Regions from separate parts of the Homo sapiens genome. Here region 1 is linked to region 2. The links are chromatin contacts, found by Hi-C in ENCODE. All regions are on one chromosome and are shown on one strand. Each heading gives the region's core, a stretch centred on a gene start or an enhancer-like site at or near the end of the contact. The rest is flanking DNA. Distances are from core to core; before and after follow the strand shown. Region 1 holds the start of DHPS (deoxyhypusine synthase). Region 2 holds the start of ZNF442 (zinc finger protein 442).

Region 1 (3,841 bases), core at 479-2,978, 320 kb after region 2:
GGTCCCCACCATGTTGTGCTGCACAAGGTAGCGAATGGTCTCACGGATGCCTGAACTGATGAGGTTGGATGTATATCCCAGGAAAATGGTGCAGCTGGTAAGTGGGCGGCGGCTCTGGGTCAGGTCCGCGTGCTGGTCTTCATCCTGTGACAGTGGTTCCAGCTTCTTCTCGATCTGTGAGTAAGGGCCAAGTCAAGTTAAGCACTGGCCTTAAATCCCAGACTCAGGACTCCAGGTGGGCTCCAGAAACAGATTTCACCCCAGGCCCTGCACATTCAGGGATACAGGACCAGTTCTACAGGGGACCAAGGAACATCTCCTGTGTAAACTCTGCCCCTTCCCAGACCAGATCTCAAGACACACGTTCAGGATTTGCCCCCACCCTTTTTTTTTTTTTTTTGGACGGAGTTTCACTCTTGTTACCCAGGCTAGAGTGCAATGGCGCGATCTCGGCTCACTGCAAGCTCCACCTCCCGGGTTCAAGCGATTCTCCTGCCTCAGCCTCCCGAGTAGCTGGGACTACAGGCGCGCACCACCATGCCCGGCTAATTTTTTGCATTTTAGTAGAGACGGGGTTTCTCCATGTTGGTCAGGCTGGTCTCGAACTCCCGACCTCAGGTGATCCGCCCGCCTCGGCCTCCCAAAATGCTGAGATTACAGGCATGAGCCACCGTGCCCGGCCTTTTTTTTTTTTTTTTTTTGAGACAGAGTATCGCTCTGTCACCAGGCTGGAGTGCAGTGGCGCAATCTCAGCTCACTGCAACCTCCACCTCGCGGGTTCAAGCGATTCTCCTGCCTCAGCCTCCCGAGTAGCTGGGACTACAGGCGCGCAACACCATGCCCGGCTAATTTTTTGCATTTTAGTAGAGACAGGGTTTCACCATGTTGGCCAGGCTTGTCTCGAACTCCTCTTCTCTTGATCCACCCGCCTCGGCTTCCCAAAATGCTGGGATTATAGGCATGCGCCACCGCGCCCAGCCAGCCCCCACCCTTTTAGGAATCAGAGAGCATCTCCTTTCAGATCCGGTCCCTTCCCCGCTGGGAAAAGCAAATCTAAATTCAAGAACCGCCCAGACTTAGGCTCCTCCTCCCATATCCTCCCTTAATTTGTCTTGCCCCAGGCTCCGCCCATTCCAGAAAGCTTTAAATGTACCTAGAACCCGCCCCCACACCAAGAATCAGTCCTCGCCTCCTCAGGTTACCGTACCAGCATGTAACTACCAGAGTGCAAAATCCCCTTCCCAGGACAGAAACTCCCGCCCAGAATAGGTCCCGCCTTCCTCCAACTATTGGGCAACTCAAATAAAAGACATATCCCCTCCACTGGAAACGCTGCCCCCGTCTAGTACCGCGTTGGTTCTACAAGCCACGCCCCTCCGCGTCCCTAGAAATTCCGCCCGGTCCTCACCATGGCATTGACTTGCTGTACAGCGCGCCCGAAGTTGGTTGCTTGGAAGCCGGTGGTGCCGAAGGCCTCCAGCAGTGCGCGGTAATTCACACCGCGGTTGAAGTCGTAGCCCCGGACCTGGGTGCTTTCGGGCGGCAACGTCGAGCTGTGCTTTAGCACGGCGGCCAGCGCCCCCGCTGGCGCCTCCCGTTCCAGGGAACCTTCCATGCGCCTATAGCCGGCTCTCGAGTCAAAGCTGCCCCTAGGCCGGGCTTACGGCGGCCCAGAAACGCGTTAAACCCCGACGCGCGCGTCTCCGCAAGAGCACAGGAAGTAGGGAACGTGCTTTGGGCGAAAGACCGGAAGTTGGTTTATCACGTGACCATTTTTAGCCCCTGTAAACCAGGTCGCCGCCATTTTTGTGCGTGTGTTCCGTAATACGGAAGCCGCGAGGAGCCTTTAGGCCCTTTCTTTCTTTTTTTTTTTTTTTTTTTTTTTGAGACGGAGTCTCGCTCTGTCACCCAGGCTGGAGTGCAGTGGCGCGATCTCAGCTCACTGCCAGCTCCGCTTTCCGGGTTCACGCTGTTCTCCTGCCTCAGCCTCCCGAGTAGCTGGGACTACAGGCGCCCACCACCACGCCCGGCTAATTTTTTTGTATTTTTAGTAGAGACGGGGTTTCACCTGGTCTCGATCTCCTGACCTCGTGATTCGCCCGCCTCGGCCTCCCAAAGTGCTGGGATTACAGGCGTGACCCACCGCGCCCGGCGCCTTTAGGCCTTTTCTTCCTTTTTTTTTCTTTTTTTTTTTTTTGATACAGGGTTTCGCTCTTGTTGCCCAGGCTGGAGTGCAATTGCCCGATCTCAGCTCACCACAACCTCCACATTCCGGGTTCAAGCGATTCTCCTGCCTCAGCCTCCCGAGTAGCTGGGACTACTGGCATGCACCGCCATGCCCGGCTAATTTTGTATTTTTAGTAGAGGCGGGGTTTCTCCCTGTTGGTCAGGCTGGTCTCGAACTTCCGACCTCAGGTTATCCGCCCGCCTCAGCCTCCCAAAGTGCTGGGATTACAGGCGTGAGCCACTGCGCTTCGGCCTTTACTTGTTTTCATGTGTTCTCGACTTCCCATGAATGAAGATTCTTTTTTATTTTTATTATTTATTTATTTAATTTATTTTTGAGACAAGAGTTACACGCTCTTGTTACGCAGGCTGGAGTGCGGTGGTGCAATCTTGACTCATTGCAACCTCTGCCCCCCTGGTTCAAGCGATTCTCCTGCCTCAGCCTCCCGAGTTGCTGGGATTACAGACACCCACCACCAGGCCTGGCTAATTTTTTATTTTTAGTAGAGATGGCATTTCACCATGTTGGCGAGGCTGGTTCTGCCCTCAGGTGACCGCCCGCCTGGGCTTTCCAAAGTGCTGAGATTACAGGTGTGAGCCACCGTCCCCAGCCAAAATTCCTATTTTAATGCCACCTGCTGGAGACCCACTGCTTGGCCCGGCACTCGCCCATTCGTTTCTGTTCTGTCCCCTCGGGAGGGGAGGATGGTTTTGTTGTTGTTGTTGCTGTTTTGTTTGTTTGTTTGTTTGAGCTAGAGTCTTGCGCTGTCTCCCAGGCTGGAGTGCAGTGGCACGATCTCGGCTCACTGCAACCTCCGCCTCCCAGGTTCACGCCATTCTTCTGCCTCAGCCTCCCCAGTAACTGGGACTACAGGCGCCGGCCACCACGCCCGGCTAATATTTTGTATTTTTAGTAGAGACGGGGTTTCACCGTGTTAGCCAGGGTAGTCTCGATCTCCTGACCTCGTGATCCGCCCGCCTCAGCCTCCCAAAGTGCTGGGATTACAGGCATGAGCCACCGCGCCTGGCCTGCTGCTATTTTTTGATAGGGTCTCACTCTGTCGCCAGGCTGGAGTGCTGTGACGCGATCTCGGCCCACTGCAACCTCTGACTCCCGGACTCAGGTCATCCTCCCACCCCAGCATTCCGACTAGTGTGCACCATCGTGCCCAGCTAATTTTTTTATGAGGGTCACTTTTTTTTTTTTTTTTTTTTTTGAGACAGAGTCTCGCTCTGTCGCCCAGGCTGGAGTGCAGTGGCGCAATCTCGGCTCACTGCAAGCTCTGCCTCCCAGGTTCATGCCATTCTCCTGCCTCAGCCTCCCGAGTAACTGGGACTACAGGTGCCCGCCACCACACCCGGCTAATTTTTTCTGTTTTTAGTAGAGATGGGGTTTCACCGTGTTAGCCAGGATGGTCTCGATCTCCTGAACTCGTGACCCGCCCGCCTTGGCCTCCCAAAGTGCCAGGATTACAGGCGTGAGCCACTGCGCCCGGCCGAGGGTCACTTCTTAAGCGTCACCCATGGACAAGATTTCGGTCACCAGGCAGAGTTAGACACAGTTTCATCCTTCCTCAGCCACTTTTGTCTAATGGGATAGTGAGCCCGGTTCGTG
Region 2 (3,937 bases), core at 627-3,126:
CTCACTGGGAGAAATGACCCAGGGACTGATATTCACTGGACCCTCCCAGAGACAGGGCAGCTGTGTGTATCTTGGGTCAACCCCAGGCAGTTCTGAAACAGAACCAGGAAAAGGCAGAGAGTGGGCTGAGAACACATCACCCCATAAAGTTTCTAAAGGGGACTTTCAATGTTGATTAGGTATCCGTACCCAGGGGAAAGAAAAGGAGAGACACAAAGGTTTTTTTGTTTGTTTTTTTGTTTTTTACAGTGCAGTGTCAGGTTATTCTCTGCTTCCTCACATGTGAAATGTTCAGGAACACAAATCTTTTAAGAAGCCGGCCGGGCGCGGTGGTCACGCCTGTAATCCCAGCACTTTGGGAGGCCGAGGCGGGCGGATCACCTGAGGTCATGAGTTCGAGATGAGCTTGGCCAACATGGTGAAACCCCGTCGCTACTAAAAATACAAAAAATTAGCCGGGTGTGGTGGTGGGTGCCTGTAATTCCAGCTACTCGGGAGGGTGAGACAGGAGAATTTCTTGAACCCGGGAGGCGGAGGTTGCGGTGAGCCGACATCGCACCATTGCACTCCAGCCTGGGCAACAAGAGCACAACTCCATCTCAAAAAAAAAAAAAAGAAAGAAAGAAAAAAAGAAGCCATCCATTGCTCTCTGAAAACAAAATGAAAATTAAAATACTGGGACTCTGAAATTTAGCACGGGTGGGGCGGAGGAGGGAGGAGTTCATGATGTTGCTGTGAACTGAGGAGGGAAAGTTAGCCTGCGTAAGGCTCTGGAAACCAAGGGAGTTACTACCACCCCTAGGAGGAGTTAGAATGAGGGAACAGGGTAGTGGATTTGAGACCCTGCTACCCCCATCTCTGAAAAACTCGAAGAGGAATCAGTCACCCTGGGAAGAAAAGAAGGGACTGGGGACCCCGCAGACCACAGCTCCTCCCGTGCACAAACCCCACGCAAGAATCTGGATTCTGATTGCAGTTAGATATTAACCAGGTACCCTGAGCCCCACTGCCTCGCGGGGGCCGCCTTCCTGAGAGTCAGGTCACAGAAGACACTGACCGCCGGCTTCTGCATTGTGCCTGGGGATAAGATCTCGGAGAGCTGCTCGAGTTGCCCAAGTTCTTTCTCAGATCTTGAATTCCAACGGAAAGGCTGGCGCCAAGCAGGGTGAAAACCCCACGAGGGAACCCACTCAGCAGGAGAATGCGGTTTCTTCACCTCCCGTCCCAGGATTCGCCTGTCACTTCCCCACCAACCAGCGACCCCACACTTCAGCCGCCCCTGTCCAGACCCCTAAACACCCCCATCCCCAAACCTCTCATGGAGGCGGAACTGGGGTCTTCTCTCCTCTCCCCCTATTAAACTGTTTCTGCTGCAGGCCTTGGAGTCTCGGTGCAGTGACTCGGACCGCGAACCTGTGCCGGTTACAGCCGCACAATCTGGGAAGACGCGGAGCTGTGGGCATGGAGCTGCCCCAGAGAGGGCGCGGGAGCCGGGGCCGCAGTTGCTGCGCAGAAACGGGACAGGACGCCCGGGGTCCCGGCTGCCGGCCCAGCCCCCAGCTCCCACCCCGCGGCCGAGGGGACTGAAGGCCGGCTGGGCCAGGGGAACTCGGGTCCACAGACCCCGCAGTCGCCGCGGGGACGCCCGGGTCCCGCCACAGCCGGTTCTGGCCGGTTCCAACCAGTCCTTCGCCCTGCCCCAGGACGCCGGGCCCCGCACACTCACCATTTCCCGGCTTCCGCGGTGTCCCGTGTTCTCCCCAAGGTTCCCCGCTGCCAGCATAGGACTCAGCGTGACAGTGCCTGCCACTGACCTGCCAGGGCTTCTCTCAGCTACAGAGCCAGGAGCGGGAGCTCAGAGGGGTGTAGAAAGCTCCACCCTCCTCCCGGCAGCGCGCCTGACTGGCAGTTCCCAAGAACTCGCCCCCAACACTGATTGGGTAGAGCTCCAAATTCCGCCCCCCCAGGGAACTGATTGACAGAAGAAGGATCTTACACGGCTGAGTGGAGCGAGATGAAGCGGTTCCAGACACAGCCCTTGATAGGGTGGGCTTCCTCCCTTCGCTGTGACCTGACCCCTCCCAGGGGACATTTGCATTTAAGCGGAATTTCCTGCCTGTACTCAATGGGCTCTTCCTGCTCCTTCTTCCTGGACGGGGACCCACAAGTGTGTGCTGGGAATTCGAGACTCACTGCCCAGTGGAGCCATCCCCTGGCCTCAGAGCGGTAGGGGAGGCCCAGGCCACACAAACCACACTGAAGCAGGAGGGAAGGCCTGGTGTCCTCCAGGGATCAGGAATTTAGGATGAGACTGCTGGCTCCATGGTCAAGCCTTTCTCCCACCTTATCTCCCAATCTACTCATTCTCAGACCAGAAAATAAAAACACATCAACAATGAAATAAAATTGTTAAATGCATGGAAAATCTGGAATTATATGGCAGTAATCTTCTATAAAGGAATCAAAAGAAGGGAAAAGAAAAAACCTGAATTAGTTCAGAGAAATTTCAGCCACAGTTCAGCAGGAAACCCCCTTTCAGGAGGTTAAACATATTTTCAAGCTTAGAAGGCAGATTCTGACTCCTGAAGTTGAGTCCCAGAGTGTGTAACCAGCAGCTTAGCAGCTGAGTCTCAAACCACGTTTTAAACCTTTTTTTTCTTCTTCTTTCCCTTTTCCTCTTTCCCCTCCTGATCTCAAGATAATAACTTCGAGATAAACTGCATAGATGTTACCTCTCATCTTAAAATACAGCCTCAGAATGTGCTGTGAACTTCCACTCCCTTTCCTTTCCCATACTACACTGCCATGCCTTATGCACATTTATTTTTATTTTATTTTTTTGGAGACGGAGTCTCACTCTGTCACCCAGGACAGACTGTAGTGGCTCAATCTTGGCTCACTGCAACCTCCGCCTCCCAAGTTGAAGCAATTCTCCTGCCTCAGCCTCCCGAGTAGCACACTGGACTACAGGTGCACGCTGCCATGCCCAGCTAATTTTTTTGTATTTTAGTAGAGACAGGGTTTCACCATGTTGCCCAGGCTGGTCGTGAACTCCTGAGCTCAGGCAATCCGCCGGCCTCGGCCTCCCAAAGTGTTAGGATTACAGGCGTGAGCCACCACGCCTGGCCTGTGCACATTTATTTACCTAAATACTTATTAAGCACACACCATGCTCTCTTATTTGGTCATATATTTCCTTAGAAGCTTCAGGGGTTGGATCTTGTTAGGTACCAGGCACCTCTGGAATTCTCTTTCCAACAAAAGATTACTTCAAAGACAGAACCCACACCCAGCTGAAGAGTGACTACTATCGGGGAAACCAGCCCCCAATATTTCAACGTAGGTTCTATTTTCCCTAAGTGTCGGCCCATCTGAGAAATTAAGAGAAAGAGTACAAAGAGAAGAATTTTACAGCTGGGCCTCCAGGGGTGACATCACATATCGGCAGGTTCCATGATGCCCACCTGGGCTGCAAAACCAGCAAGTTTTTATTAGGGATTCTAATAGGGGAGGGGGTGTACGAACAGGGAGTAAGTCACAAAGATCACATGCCTCAAAGGGCAATAAAAGATCACAAGGCAAAGGCAAAATTAGAATTACTGATGAGGGTCTGTGTCCTGCTGTGCATGCACTGTCTTGATAAACATCTTAACAGGAAACAGGGTTCGAGAGCAGACAACCAGTCTGACTAGAATTTACCAGGCTGGAACTTCCCAATCCTAGTAAGCCTGAGGGCACTGCAGGAGACCAGGGCGTATTTCAGTCCTTATCTCAACTGCATTAAGACAGATACTCGCAGAGCAGCCATCTATAGACCTACCCCCAGGAATGCATTCCTTCCCCAGGGTCTCAATTATTATTATTATATATATTTTTTTGAGACAGAGTCTCACGCTCTGTCCCCCAGGCTGGAGTGCAGTGGCACAATCTCGGCTCA

The links. Hi-C counts contacts between places; a loop is a spot of excess contacts on that map. Pooled maps may share reads with other maps.
Region 1: a loop to region 2 is called in a pooled map, with 5 times the contacts of the local background. The contact joins the promoter of DHPS here to the promoter of ZNF442 in region 2. A Hi-C loop is called at or near these places in 5 of 50 pooled maps.

What each region holds. Positions count from the first base shown.
Region 1 is chr19:12,680,152-12,683,992 of GRCh38, forward strand. DHPS (deoxyhypusine synthase) reads right to left here and starts at 1,729. Exons shown (of 9, transcript NM_001930.4): 1 at 1,409-1,729; 2 at 10-174. The coding sequence starts at 1,615. RefSeq lists cis regulatory regions at 960-1,460, 1,486-2,020 and enhancers at 1,380-1,903, 1,544-1,838, 1,904-2,426, 2,950-3,472.
Region 2 is chr19:12,363,807-12,367,743 of GRCh38, forward strand. It overlaps ZNF442 (zinc finger protein 442), which reads right to left and starts at 1,877. Exons shown (of 6, transcript NM_030824.3): 1 at 1,727-1,877; 2 at 996-1,437. RefSeq lists a silencer at 1,411-1,590 and an enhancer at 1,691-1,790.